2 separate regions of the Mus musculus genome follow, and region 2 is linked to region 1. A link is a loop called in an ENCODE intact Hi-C map of the cell type or tissue named here. Cell type or tissue: left cerebral cortex. All regions are shown on one strand.

Region 1 (8,000 bases):
TATGTAGAAATTGACAAATCATAATTTGAATGAGAGTTGATTTAAGAAAAATGATAAACCAAATGGCAGCAACAGGCGTGTCTTTTTTTAGGAAAAATAAGGAGGGATGGGGCGGGGCAGGAAGGCATGTGCTCATTGAAATTATGTCTCTCCTGTCATTTACTAAAGACAAGTATATATCTAGGAATCATGTGGTAGAGAGGGAACAATGAAAGTTGTTAAAAATTGAAATGAGGTAAATAAAATCCACAAGTAGATAATAATTGAATTTACTTAGTATCTGTAAGTAACCATGCCTCCACTTACCCTTTAATATGTACGTGTATAAATTAAAATGAGGCACAGAAACAAAAATTCTTCCTGTGTACTTAGGTGTGCTAAGGTATCCAGTATCAAGTCTGGTTTCCCATACATGTCACATTCTAGAATCATTATACAATTCGATAATGCACTTTCGGGAGAGGACTGTCTAAAGTCTGACGTGATTTTGTTTTGTTTTGTTTTGTTTTTCCTGCTAAGTGTGCATTGAATTGATTCCCGGTCAAGGCCAAGAAGCTTTTGTATGCCAAGGGGGACAAAGTGTTGTCTGTAGTCATGGCCCACCCAACCAGTAGATAGATAGATAGATAGATAGATAGATAGATAGATAGATAGATAGATAGATAGATAGATAGATAGACAGGTAGATAGATAGATAGATAGATAGATAGATAGATAGATAGATAGATAGATAGATAGATAGATAGACAGAGAGACAGACAGATAGACAGGTAGATAGGTAGATAGACAGGTAGATAGATAGATAGATAGATAGATAGATAGATAGATAGATAGATAGATAGATAGATAGATAGTAGGTAGATAGATAGATAGATAGATCAATAGATTAGATAGATAGATAGATAGATAGATAGATAGATAGATAGATAGATAGATAGATAGACAGATAGACAGGTAGATAGATAACAAGTCTCCACTGTGGCCGTGTGGCAGTCATCACTATACTGTTACTTTCAGGTGGGCATCCCCTGGAAGCAAACAACACTGGACAATCTCTCAGTGTTGATTACTTCCCAAGAGAAACTTCCTTTGAAATCGAAGTCATTGATTTCTGAGGCTGAAATTTATCTTGTCAAAGTCAGTAGAATTAAATCTGCAGGAATTTATGAAACTGGCTACTTTCCCAGTCATAATTTTATGGGCTTTCATATGAAAAAAATATAGGCATCTTCACAGTCTAAAGGAACATTGAAAAAAGTGAAACAGAACAATAAGTGATTTTTGTTCCATGACTTTCCCAAGCTAGCTTTTGTTCAAATGAATCATTGTCTTTACTCTCACTTTCTAGAGAACAAGTGAAGCCAGTCAGGAAAGATAATTTCCCCAAAGTGCCTGGAAGACAAATGTTCACATAAAGGTGGATGAAGACAGAAGGAGGTGGAGTCTTGCTTCATTGATTTCCCCTGCCACCACCCGTCCCCCCACCCCCCGCCCCGTCTATAGTGAGACCTATGGAAATGTCAGCATGGACAATATTCTATATGTGCAGAAAAAATATAGAATAAGTTATTAAGAAAAGTGGTCATTTTATTTCTCTGATGAGTTTTGTGCATTCATTTTCTATTTCAGTTATCACCTATCACCCTTTGAGGAAAAGATACAATTTAGGACGCAGCTATTTCAGTTATCACCTATCACCCTTTGAGGAAAAGATACAATTTAGGACGCAGCCTGAGGAATTTGTTTAGATCATTGACGTGTTCTCTTTTCTTTTTCTTTAGCATATGAATGTGCTTTACTATAGTTTAGTCTAAGAGCTTCTAGCTTTGGATCTTTAGGCCAAACCCACACATATAACTTAGAGCAGGGACTATTTCTATGGACAGAAAATTATTTCTTTCTTCTTAAAGGCTATGGGGGAACTCATGTAGTAAGAAATACACATGATTTAATTTTACAGTCTGTTATAATTCTTATAGGAAGTTTATTTCAGCCATACTTTGGGAGACCTATTATGTATACTTATATCATTTAAATTTGATCTTTGTACCCAGACTTGCTGATTATGCTGCTAAGGATTGGGCTAGCTATAATGATCTTCCACTGGGGATAAGAACAAGTAAGTGTGTGTATAATAACTCAACTTTTCTCAGAAAATACACTTTTACCTTCTTAGTTAAGGAAGTACTCTAACTCATACATTTACCTTTCAAATATAAATTCAGTTAGAAATATATCTTAAAGTAAAAATATATTTAAACCTAAAACTGAATAGACAGTAGTGTAATGAAATCGATGATAATGTAGAGATTTGTACTTTCTCCTGGGAATATATGTTGTGTGATTTAAGTATAGTCACAAGAGTATATAAATATATGAAAGATTAATGATAATCAATTTATAGTAAAGTTTATTGATTACTAAAAACCTTGGCTAAAATTATTTCAGTTCAAAAGCTCAGGAAGAATCAATCTCATGTGCATGGCATGAGGATATTTTTGGGTGTATATGACAGATTCTGGCAAATTATTTCAAACGACTTTTTGGGGTGTATTTCAACTGTATCTAGAGACATATTCTCAAATTTTTCTATGTTAGATTTCTGATTAAAATCTTACTTTTCTACCACAGTGAGCTAGAGCTTAACTTTTTAAAAATTTCCCCAGTCTCTTGAGATTTTTGCTGTCTTTCCCTTTAAATGTTACATAGAACAAACTATTAGGTATTTTACAGTGAGATACTGAAATTCCCATTGTGGAAAGAGAAAAAGTTAATAATAATGCAATATAAAAACAGGTGAGAACTAGCATAGTGCTTTTATAATTTGTCTTTCCTCAAATGCTCTCTGAGTTGTGATAGACACACACACACACACACACCACATGTACACACACCATATTGTCATATGAGTTAAAAATAAATTATTTTAATGATAAAATCCTCTCTTCAAACCTTTGCAGAAACTGATTTTTCCAAATGTGTTGGAGATATGTTGTGTGTATATCCAAGACTGGATATACCACAACAAAAGATGTCATGTGTGGGAACAATATCTAATTTTCAATTAAGACAGACGTGGACTTGTTATAAACCTTATAGTCTATAGAAGTTTATGAATTTGTCCACGTTTTAATTAAATCACCAATACTAATGCCTAACCCGGAGTTCTTTCAGAGATTAAAACAAATGTATTAAACATCTGGCATACTACTTGTCAAAGCAGTATGTACTCTGTCTTGCTGCAACCTCCTACTTATGTGCTTGCTTACAGATGAGCTGGTTTACACAGAGAGATAGTTTCTTATAAAGGGCTAGCACATATCTTGGAGTCAAAAATATCTTCTGAGTATATAAACATGGCTACTAGCACTTAGAAAAATTGTTTTCCATTGTAAAAAACAACTCTCCATATATAGCATAGTAAGAGATCGACACCTTGACCTTAAATGGCTCCTTTAGTAAAAGGATCGATCCCTTCTTTCACTAGAGGGCACCAAATCATGCCCTAAAGTAAAAACATCACAAGGGAATGGTTTGGGATGGGGGCCTGGCAGGCTGAAAAGCCTGGTTATAATCTCCATTAAATATCTCTTGGTGATCTCAAGGGGTGTGTAAGACTTTTAACCACGCTTGCTCGGGCATATTCTCACATGCATACAATTATATTCTGTGTGTCGAGAAATCTGATATGATTTAATTAAGCACAGGGGACTTTATTCTATTCAGTCCCTTGAAGGAAAGAGTGAAATCCTTCAGAAAAAAATATATATCATTGTACTTCACTAGGACAAGAGGGTGTATCGCTGTGGAAGCATTTGTCTAATTTCTATTCTCTCTAAACCTTTAATTCTTTTGTAGAAATAAACTGAATAGTGCCTTTGTAGCCTGTAGGACTTGTAATTCCCTGTGGGCCTTGTTTACTGATTGGGTGGATCCTTGATTGAAATGAGGATGGTGTAGATTTTAGTCTTCAGATTTATGTGATGTACGCATGACATTTAATTTCAAACAAACTCCTCTGGGGGTAGAAAATTGAGGGAAATGTATTCACAATTGTTGAAATTTTATTCTGAATGCCTAGTTCATTTCTATCCTCTGCTAACCAGCTGTATGTTGAGTGGCTTTTGTGAAGAGGAAAGATGCTATTGATGAAGTGAATATTCTTGCCTGTTATACTACACTGCTGGCTCCCCCTCCCCCTCTCTGTGTCTGAGCATTATAGTAAGCTGATTTTAGATCCATTGGCATATTGAACTCATTATATTCACTCTCTATCCTTTGTGTTAATGGACACATTGTTAATTAATTATTGTTTTCATTCCCTCCTGATATCCTATGATTTGATGTTTTTGTTTGTCTATTTTGTTTGTTTTGTTGGTGTGTGTGTGTATGTGTGTATATGTTTGTGTGTGTGTATACTTAGAACGAGGCAAGAAGATCATTGCAAACTTATGCCCAGCCTGAACTGCATGGAAACTTAAAACCAGACTGGGCTACATAGCAAGACTATATAAGAAATCCAACCTAATAAATAAATAAGTTTAAAAGAAAAGAAAAGAAAAATCACATGGCAGAATTCATGTTTTATTTTCATTAAGTACACATCATGAAACACAATGGCAATAAATTATTCTTGTGCAATATTAAAACACAGTCATTACATAGCAAATGATATTTAAAATTATCTTTCACATGTTCTGTTTCTCTCTGTCCACACATATATATCCATCTATCTATTATGTACCCATGCATATGCTTTTACCATATATCTATATCTTTATCTCTCTCTCTGTGATCTATCTGTCACTTATCTATCTGCATATCTATAATATCTATCATCCATATATCATCAATCATCTAAACTTACCTTCCCTGTATTGTGTAGATTTTTCTGTTTGAAATTTCTCTGTTTAGAGATGTTCACTAAGTGGCTAATCCACTTAAGTGACAGAAAGAACAGAATCGGATTTTTTTTTTTTCAGACAAAAAGTCAGATTATTATTTTTTTCTGTAAAATTGGTCTCTATACTGAGTATCAAGGAGAGAATGACTTCTGACATTGGAAAGAGTTTGTGAAGGAGTAGAATTGCAGTCTGCTCCTTATTTTCATGAGTTTCACATCTTCAACTTAAACAAGCAGGAAAGAAAAGTATTTGGAAAACAATTTCATCTGTAGAAAGCATGTATAGACTAATTTTCTTGTCATTTTTACCTAATCCATGTTTATATTAAATTTAGACACCATTGGGTTTAGAAAGAATCTAGGAATTACAGAAAGCATATGGGAAGGAATGCATAAGCTATATACTATTCTATATAAAAAAGATTTCACAATTGTAAACCTGGGTATTTGTGAGGGCTCTGGAGACGGTTCCTCACAGATACTAAGGTACTGCTCCTGATTCAGTGTTTACAGGTACATCTCAGCTAAAGCAAACAGCAAATACCTTGTTAAATAAGAAAGATGAATAATGATGTTATTATTTGATATGTTTAGTCTGATATGTTAGTTAGTTATATATGATTGCTGAAGTACATGTGTTAGAGTACTAAATTCAACCAGCACAACACCCTGAATTTGATACAGGGAGATAAAGAGGATTAGGAAGAGTTGGGAGAGAGAAAATTAGGATCAAAATATGTAGCATGAAAAGAAATATTTTTCAGTTACAGAAGAGCTGAAAATTTCTATGCATTCATGAAACCTTCCTATTCACCCTATTTCCTTTAATTAATTTTTTGTGATTCCTATGGGATAATTGAGATGATTATAGTGGAGCCTCTGATGTGGGAATTCCTCACATAATTGGTTCTGTATTTTGGTGGTTGTGGTAACTCATTTAAAGCAATATTTTATATTTGGCTTATTTTTAATCGTCCGAGTTACATTTTAAATGGTGTCCAAATTTTTTTTGTAACCGCACATGTTTTATTTTAAACTTTTGCACTTATCCACTGAAGCCTGGTTTGCTGCAAATAATAATTTTAAGTATATTATGCTTCTTATCTTTTAATTATTCCAGAAAAGATTTTATTTATTTCTGAGAACATTGCCTTTTAGTTTGAGTCCTGGTCATTTAATTTACTAAACAAACAAACAAACAAACATCTAAAAAACTAAAACAACCAACCAACCAACCAAACAAACAAACAAACAGAAAACCAAAACACAACAACAACAACAAATAGAAGAAAGCTTTTTCTCTGCCAGCCAAACAAGGCTGGCTGTATCATATTTAGAAAAAGGCAAACTCCACCCAGTTCTGTAGCTAACACACTTGCCTATAGCCACAGCACTAGTATCGGAAGCCACAGAGAGTTGAGATGGCAGAAACTTAAACAAAAGTTCTCAGCCATGCTCACGTGACTAAGAGACACTTGGCCCTGTAATTCAGGCCTGACTCTCTATAACTAGGTCCTTTACCCTAACTTCTTTCTTTCTAAGAATATAGCCTCTATGGAAACTGAAGGTCATGACTTAAGCCAATGAAAGAACTCTACTCACTTAGCTTTTTCATGCAGTCACGAAGCCTGGTCTCTAAGCTGAGGACCCGTTGATGAAGTTCTTCATAGTCATAGGCACCAATTTCCTCCTGAATCCCAGTGAGGACTGAAGACAGGTTCCGAATTTCTTCCTTGAACTGTGTGATGAGCTTTGCATCGGTTTTGTACTGCTCCAACACTGGGATCAGGGGCAGTAGCTCATCCATTTTCTCTTTCAACTCCTGGAGAAAGCAATAGAGTGTTTCCAAGAGTCATTCAAAACACAAAAGGCAGCTATGTTCTTTGAATTAAGACATGAAAAGGAGCTTATTAAAACAGCTTCAAAATTCTTCATTTATATTTTGGGTAACATCAGATAGGCTTTGGTAATGTAAGTGGCCACAAGACTCTTGGTAATAAATTTTCCTATCTCAGCTTGTCAACACAGCAACCTCTTTTTTGAGAGATTACATAAATTGCTATAAAATAAATTGATCTTTACCATAGTTAGCAATTATGGTCTTTTGGATTATCTTACTTTCTGCCAGTATTTTATAACCTGAATAATACATCATCTCATTTTGAAACTGAGACATGATCCCATTTTCTAATGATGTATTGAATAACAATACTGGAAAAAAATAAAAGATCTTATTCATTAGAGAAAATTAATTATTCCACAACTGAATACCTCCACCATAGAACTATCTAAAGGAAAATTCTCAATTCTAGATCAACTTTTTCCTTGACTCCTTGTTTCTAGGGACAGTTGTTGGTGTTTTTGGTGTTTGTTTTTGTCTTTCATTTGTGCTCAGGTGTTCTCTGTCCTTTGGAATAGTCACCTTAGGACAACTTATTAGGAAGGTAAGTTCAACTGCATGATAAATCATACAAAGCTTCACAAAAGTTGACGAGATGTATGCTGCTGTTTCAATTTTGAATTATTAACTAGACTAAGTGTCCATTTGTCTTCTAGTATAGATAATTAAGATGCCATTGCAGAAAGCAGAGTTACTTACCCACCATGTAGTGAATTAACTCCTTAATAGAACAAGTTGCATAACTTACATAACATTTGGGCCACTTGCACAGAGCTGTTCAACATTAAAACACTGATTTTTGTCAAGGGACCGAGCAATGTATGTTGTCAGTGTACCCCATTCCTCGTCATCACAAGCCTGGGACACAACCTGCACTTCTAGCTCCAACTTCTGCACTTGTCATGCATACTTCTTTCCCTTTAACTTGGTAGATATGAACAACAAAAGTATTGCAAGAGCTTGAGTTAACTGTGAATTTATTGCAGATGATATAATCTGTTGAAAGAGTTCCAAAGAATGATCCTTTGAGAATAACCCATAGGCTCTGTCAGAAGCCATACTGTATAATTATTTAAGGAGCTGAAAATTGCATTTTTAAATTACACTTAGAAAATGTTATTACTATAAATACATTCGAGTAGCAGAAGCTCCCATCGCTCCCCTGATTAATGGGCTTGTGTTTCTGGTGGGGAGACT
Region 2 (8,000 bases), 200 kb after region 1:
TGTTCATGTGATGGACCGCCTGGGTGCCAGCAACCTCAGCACACTCTGGCAGGAGAAACAGAATTTCTTGGGCAAACTGGCTAGCTATCTGAATCATATGAGCAAGCTCTGAGTTCAGTGAAAAAACCATGCCTAAGTAGAAAACATGTGAAGCATGACCAAGGAAAATACCCTACATTAACCTCTGATCACCACAGAGGCACAGACAAATGCATGATTGCAACACTCCTTGCGTATCTGCCAATATCCATATGAAGAAGTATCTATACATGAACAAACAAAAGAATATCTTGGCTCCTAGTTTCATATTAGGAGTCTTCATATCATGTTTCGCCACAATGTCATGAAGATATACACATATTATCAAGAGAAAAGTAAGGAATAGAATGTGTGTGCTTCCCTCTGACAGTGAGCAGTGAACACACAATAACCAGTTGGAAAGATACAAGAAATAACTTTTTAAGAGAAAAAAATTAAGGTGATCTGCGCCATTTTAACCTTTTCAACTTTCCTGAAAGAAGAGTAAGAAATAGTATTTATTTTTCCAAAGTGAAAGTTCAATTAGGTTACAGAAGACTTAGACAAAGTGAGAGTGGGAATTGCTCTTTCAAAATATAGATGGGTTACCTTGAATTCTAGATAGTTATAATATTATGGTTTCTTGTGTGTAACTGTATAGTCTTGCCGAACGCCATCAGTATGTCTTCTGTTCTAATGTAGGCTGATCATTTTGAATAGACACTTTGAAACATTAAGCAATAGAACTATTGAAAATTCCTTAGTTCTCATTATACTCATATGACTTCCACAGAATTTTATTGTTTAGAGTAAGAGTCCTGATTGCTTTGCTGTCTTGGATAGAGCAAGCCTGTTTGGTACTATGATAACTGCTGAATCATAGTTACAGTTGCTGTTTGTGACGTGAACTAGCTTCATGGTGCTAAGTTCAAAACATTATTAGTTTTAGTGATAAGATTGTATGCATCCTCAATTCAAGCAATATTCCCTTAGCAAGTACATTTTACAAAATATTTATAATATAATACATATTTTTTGTGAAGTCCAGCCAACTCAACAATATGTAGCTCATGTTACCTGCTTGAAGTGTTCACCAAGTGGGGATTCAGTATAAATGCTCTGTTTGAAGCCTATTCTGACATATTTACCATATCCTATCATCATGTTTCAGCACTGCAGAGGAGAACATTCTATGGTTCAAATTCATGGGTATTGTGTTTTGCTATAATGTTCAAATAATGATCTGTTTAATTTTCTTTTTTTCTAAAGGAGTGAAGAAGCCCACTCTCCTATCAAGGTCATTACTGAACTCACTGCCTTCAGTTTAAAAGCACAGAGAGCCATCTAGCAGTCACTGTCAGGAACTTCCTATTCAGATACACTCCTTTGTCATGAAAGGGAAAATTAAGCAATCTTGTACAGGTTTCAGGTTTAACATTTTACTAGTGTGTTGGGGATGATGGATATCCCCCATAATTTAGAAATTCTATTACAATGGAACTGATTGCCCCCTCTTAAAATAGGTAATGACATATGCTCTTGAGTTTATGCTTTTCTAGAAGGATCTGGAACCTTATTAATTAGACTTTAATTAAGAAAATATAATTCGCATACATTTACGGAGGAAAAATCAATATTTTTATATAAAAATACAAATAACTAATTAGTGGCAAATTGCCTCCCTTTGGCTAGGAAATGCTAATTTTTCCAATTCTGTAGTGCATTAGATGAGAAGAACAAAATTTAGTATATGCAAAATGTGGAGTACACTCCAATCACAAGGCAGGGGATCCATAAAGCAGGTATACACACACACACACACACACACACACACACACACACACACACACACACGCGCGCGCGCGCGCGCGCGCGCGCACACGCACACGCACACGCACACGCACACACACATATATATAGTCTTTTATAGTTGAGTTGGCAGAATTGGTCCTAGTGATAGCAAATTATCATTTATTAAAAAGTTAAACAACACAGAGAGATGTAGAATGGAGCTAGATGATGTAGGTAGAAACTTATACCTTAAAATATTTTCAAATTTCAAGAGATCTCCTATTGTATCATTTTACCTGCATCCATATATAATTATTTTGATATTTTTAGTAAACACAGAGTACATGATGGTAGAGAATCACAAAAAATAAGTTTGTTTTTTTTTAATTGTATGCTGGCATAGTATTATTCCAACATACAAGCAGCATATGGTTAGAATTTCTAGTTATTTTAATGGTATTTCTTAAGAAATGTTGGTGCACCCCCCCAAAGTGCAGTCATCTGAGGTACTATCTTGCTAAATTTTAATTTCATCACATGTAAATTTTACAACAATCATGATCTTTAAAACCCTAAACTTTTAACCTAGTCAGAACTAAATTAAAGTTGAGGACATATAAAGTTCATAGACGAGGTGACGATTATTTTGACAACCCAGTGCTACTACTTGAATGTTTTATTTGATTTATTTAATTTTGTTTAACAGCTTGTTAAATAAAAATAGTTTGGCGAAACATAATATTGGGCTCTATTTGCTCTCACAAAAATGATATTTTTTCGACAAATCCAAAACATTTGGAAATTAAATTACTTAGTATTAAGTTTTTAATATTATCTGTTATTTCATATAATATGGAACAAAATGCCATGATATGGCCTTTTAATACTCTTTTGAAACATCTTAAACTGAGCACAGTTTGAAAAGTGGATAGGTTTCTCTTCTCCCCCGGATTTCTCATCTCAGTGCTACCAGGCATTCAGAGTTCAGACTGACCTAGTTGGAAAGTTTTAAACCACTGAATAATCATATGTCATAAAAATTAACAAAGATCAAATTAACCAAAGCAGAAATGCTTATTTGGGGAAATCAAGTCTATATGTAATAAGATATTATGAAGTAACTGCAAACAATGATTGTATTTATACACTAAAGATCCCAGACTTATCCAATCAATCATACAGCTGTCATTAAGAGCCCACAGTTTCAAATTCTCATAGAAAGCCATAGCCCATTTTAAGTCCAAGAATTTATTCTGTACTAATTTGTTAATTGTGTTTTTTGATGTATATTTTATAAGATATTCTAAATTAGATAGATGAGAAGCAGAATGGATTATGCTACTATGAGGGCAGGGACATAAAGGGAAAAGTAAATAATATATAAACAAAACAATGATGTTTTATCTGGTGTAAAATGCTTAATAGCTATACCTTAGTATATACCATTATGCTTGTTAACATGGCTCTCACACACTGTTTGAAGCTTTCAAAATGTCAGTGTCAAGACTACTATAGGTTTAGAATAAAATTGTTTTATTTTTCTCAGATCTTTCTAAATATTAAATATGAAAAGCCTATTATATGAAAAGCCTGTGAAAATATTATACCATTATACTTTTTTTTAATCATATACTAGGGTAGGCTTTGAAATATCACAACCAGTAATAGATCACAGTTAGTTACACCTTCGCTATAGTTAATTGTTTCCATTAATTACACAGGCAATGTCAATTCATAAAATAATTTTAAAGAATTCAAAACACAGTATTGGATGACTTTTAGAATACAGCATCATTTCCCCAATCATGTCACATTGCTGTCCATCAAATAAGTATGCAGATCATAAATGCTTTTCGTACCTTATTCTAGCAGTTGCCTTATCCCTTACTCTAGAGAACTATGTTTTTCTTCGAATGCTTGCCTCTCAGAAATGACCATATAGGCTTTCCTCACATATCGCTAAAAACATAGTTGCATCGCTCCCTGCTTTGTACCAGATAAGCTGAGCGTTCACTTTCATTGCTGGATAATTTACAGAGTTCCACAGCTATATCGTAACTCATCCTTTCTATTGCCCTCCTTAGTTTAACAGGCTTCTTACTTCCTGTCTCCTAACACAGATCACAGAACTTCCTTGGGGTTCCCTAATCTTTTTTTCAGTAAAAGGAAAGACACATAAAGTCCCTCTCACGATGTCTCTTGGCAATGCAGAGTGTAGCTTTGCTGTTCTGTCCTAGGTTACAAGCTGCCTCCCCTATGTTTTGGACACAAACCTCAGCACATCGGCGATGGGAGTATTATTGACCAGCATCAGCTGGAAAACGCTTCCCTGCTTTCAACAAAGAGACAGCTCACCATCTAACACAAATACAGGCTTATAAACTGCATTGTTTCTGCTGCAAACTCCCTTGCATGGCCCGTCCTACTTCAAAAGAGAACATTAAGCAGCTGGACAGCGAATAAGCTAAATTCCCCGGAGAACCGCATTGCCTGCTACCCATGTACATTATCTTCACTCTGGTCCCTCCCCCCTCACACCAGGACACTACCTTAAGAAGCTAGCCCTCTGATAGTTCACCTTGTTATCTTCCAAGCAGCGTGGATGCATTAGACACCACAGGGTCGCTGAAAGAACAGTCCCCCATGTCGTTTTGGACATCCCCCCCCGCATCTTGATCAGGTCGTTACATTTTGCACATTTATTTTAAACGAGTCAAAATATTGCCCCTACCTTGGAAGGATCTAATCCAGCAAGTAAAGACAGAAGAAGGAGGTTGAGAAAGCTGGACCTCGCCTGCATTCTGATGTGGGTTTTTGCCTCTCTTTACTCTGTTTTATGTAGCCACTTCACTCACTGCGGAGACCTTTCCCACGTCAGTTGCACTTTCTGCCTGCCAGTCAGAGAAGAGTGGAAAGAGGCAGAGGCGGCGGCGGCAGCGGCAGTAGCAGCAGCGGCAGCAGAGGCAGCCGCCCTGGGGGGCGATCATTCCGCAGGCATCTCAGAGTGGGGAGTCCTGGAGCTCAAAAGGCTGGGACAGGCTGCCGCGGGTGCTGGCCGAGGTGCTGAAGCGCCTCCACCTGGTGCGCCCCGGTCTACCTTCTCCCCTTCTGTTAGACAGCCAACCCACCTCAAAAGTTTTGACTCAAAAGGATAAAGAGAGTGATTGCTGAGAGGTGTGGAGACCTGAACAACGGATATGACATCACTACAGCTACTGGGGTTTTGTACGTTGGGGGGCGGGTGGTGTTTTGAGGGAATTTGTTAACCAAAGGACTTACGCTCCAGTTCAGCCTTTGCTGGCAACTTGAGCTGCAGAGAGTCAGCTGTACACGGTATTATGAAACAGGCACTGCACTGGAACCTTCTGTCATTGACAGAGGACTTGTTTTAAAATTTGGTGCTTTAGACAAAGTTTTCAAGTGAACTGACATTGTAGTTATTCTATTTAAGGCACATGTTAAAAATAATAGACTTCTATTTTTTTATTTAGAAATGTGTATGGCTACTTATAAATACTTAACTGGAAAATATTTTGGGTTAAGAAATGGGCACTTTTATTGGGGGAGGGGGTCTACTGCAAACCTGAAAATACATTGCAGGAATAATTAAAGTGGCTTTGCATTTTCCTTTTGTACAGATATACTTCATTAGTCACCCCAACTGAAATATCTCCTCATATCCACGTATAAATACCCAGATATGTAGTCTCCAGGTCAATCTAATCTGTAGTTGCATCTGAGGAAAACACAATATCCATGAGGGGCGCATAGCAGATGGCAGAGTAAATGATTTGTAAGCTTTGAACTAACCTAAAAGAGGGTGTTTTTTTTGTTTTGTTTTTTGTTTGTTTGTTTGTTTTTGTTTTTCCTAGAGCTGAGTCACATGCAGGTGAATGAGGGGGAAATCTATGGGCAAGGAAAAGCAAGACACTGCTACTCATTGTGAAATATATGACTATACTCATACTATACTACTTGTTTAAAACTGTTTGCAACACCATAGAAAGAACAACAATATTAACCATCCAGAACCGCCCCCCATCCTGAGCTCCCAGGGACTAAACCACCAATCAAAGAGTACACATGGAAGAAACCACGGCTCCAGACTCATATGTAGCATAGGATGGCCTTGTTGAGCATCAGTGGGAGGAGAGGCCTTTGGCCCTGCGAAGGCTCGATGCCCCAATGTAGGGGAATGCCAGGGCACGGTGGTGGGAGTGGATGGGTGGGTGGGGAAACACTATCTGTCTTAGTCAGGGTTTCTATTCCTGCACAAACATCATGACCAAGAAGCAAGTTGGGGAGGAAAAGGTTTATTCAGCTTACATTACTGCTGTTCATCACCAAAGGAAGTCAGAACTGGAACTCAAGCAGGTCAGGAAGCAGGAGCTGATGCAGAAGCCATGGAGGGATGTTCTTTACTGGCTTGCTTCCCCTGGATTGCTCAGCCTGCTCTCTTATAGAACCAAGATTACCAGCCCAGAGATGGCACCACCCACAAGGGGACCTCCCCCCTTGATCACTAATTGAGAAAATGCCTTACAGTTGGATCTCATGGAGGCATTTCTTCAACTGAAGCTCCTTTCTCTATGATAACTCCAGCTGTGTCAAGTTGACACAAAACTAGCCAGTACACTATCATAGAAGCCAAGGGGGTGGGGGGAGATAGGATAGGGGATTTCTAGAGAGGAAACCAGGAAAGGGGTTAATATCAGAAATGTAAATAAATAAAATATCTAATAAAAAGGATTATTTGATCACATGGGGGAAAACTTAAGCAATGTAAATGCAATCAGTGAGATGAAGAGGCAGGAAGATTTGTCAGCCATTTGAACAACTATTCTCTTCAATCACATCTCCCACAATACAGCTTCTATTGGTTTTTAAAGAAGTAATATTTAGTTAAGAATGAAGGTTTGCAAACCAGTTACCTGTGTATCTTTTTACATTAAGCAGAGAAATTAGTTGAGGCATCAGACAAATACTATGTACAAAAGTCCTCTAAATTTTCATTAAAACTACTCCATTCCCAATGTGAAAACCACAGTTGGTATTCAATATCTACAGATGTTTCATACTATATTATTTATTTTTAAACATGATAGTAATCATGTCTGCCTGTATATAACTACTTTGTTTAGTGTTTTTCTACAAAGTGTAGATGACATAAAGCAAACTGTATTTGAAATTTTCATTATGAAGTGGTGGGTTGTAGATAATAAAAATAAAATAAATGTGATAAATTGTTTAGTGTTTAATAACAACCCAATAACCACATTTATAACTTCACATGTTTTCTATAATAAAAAGATTAAAAACCATTATCTTGAGACTGCAGAGTTGTGTTCACTCACTTTGCAATAACTTTCAAAAGCATATTTATGTTAGCTTTTTATTTACAACTGCTTTTTAAAACAATTTTAATTTCATTATTAACATGGCATAGCATGAAATTATTTTTCAGTGATTTATATATATACTATTTAGAATCTGTATTCTCAATCAAAAAAACTTCTATCAGACTAAGGAACTAAAAATTAAGTTACCAAATGGGGACAGTTTACAGAATGTTCATTGTTTATTATTTATTCTTAAGTGCTTGTAATTCTGTTGCATGCTTTTAAGACTAGGTAAACAATTTTATAACATGTATTTAGAAATATTTCCTCTTCCTAAAGCAACTTATAAAATCATTTTGTTTAAAAACAAGAACCTAACAACAGAAAGTATTAGCTAGCTTAAATGTTGGAAGATGTACTTAAAGCACACAGAAAATGTAAGATGAGAACATCATATAAATTTTAAACTTCAAGATCAACAGGTATTCTTGTAACAACATTTTCCACTCAAAATATTTTGAGCTCATGATTCACAGTATCAGTAATTGAAGTAAGACTCTTATGTAGATATTTCCATAAGTACGTATTTTCTGCATTTTGCAGGACTGGAGTAGCATTTGTAATAAAGAGTTAATAAGACAAAGTGTATGAAAGCCTGCCAGGAAGAACTGATGGGAGAGGTTGATGATATCTAGAGATCCAAACTGAGCACTGCATGGTAATTATAATACAAATGAAAACAGATGATCAGAGCATACTTACAGCACATTTCTTTAAGAGAAGCTCAGTCATTTGTAGCGAACAATCAAGTTCAGTAATAAATCAAAGCTCTACTAAACTTGCCACTGCACA

Evidence for each region. Peaks named below come from ENCODE experiments on the same cell type or tissue, not always from the same donor. Only the 100,000 strongest peaks of a DNase experiment are listed, where the experiment ranks them.
Region 2: it touches region 1 in a loop (4-fold over the local background); 4 of 42 quality-filtered maps call a loop at or near these places.

What each region holds. Positions count from the first base shown.
Region 1 is chr3:115,100,529-115,108,528 of GRCm38, reverse strand. It overlaps Olfm3 (olfactomedin 3), which reads right to left. Exons shown (of 6, transcript NM_153157.3): 4 at 6,506-6,725. Among named protein-coding and RNA genes, the nearest start is that of Olfm3, 24 kb to the right of the region's middle. In left cerebral cortex, a CTCF peak has its summit at 3,505 (motif pointing right); a DNase peak (open chromatin) is centred at 3,519.
Region 2 is chr3:114,901,092-114,909,091 of GRCm38, reverse strand. It overlaps a transcript of Olfm3 not described here. Among named protein-coding and RNA genes, the nearest start is that of Gm23750, 81 kb to the right of the region's middle. In left cerebral cortex, CTCF peaks have their summits at 1,357 and 4,891; DNase peaks (open chromatin) are centred at 1,287, 3,994, 4,295 and 4,897; H3K4me3 peaks cover 2,341 bases; H3K27ac peaks cover 1,383 bases.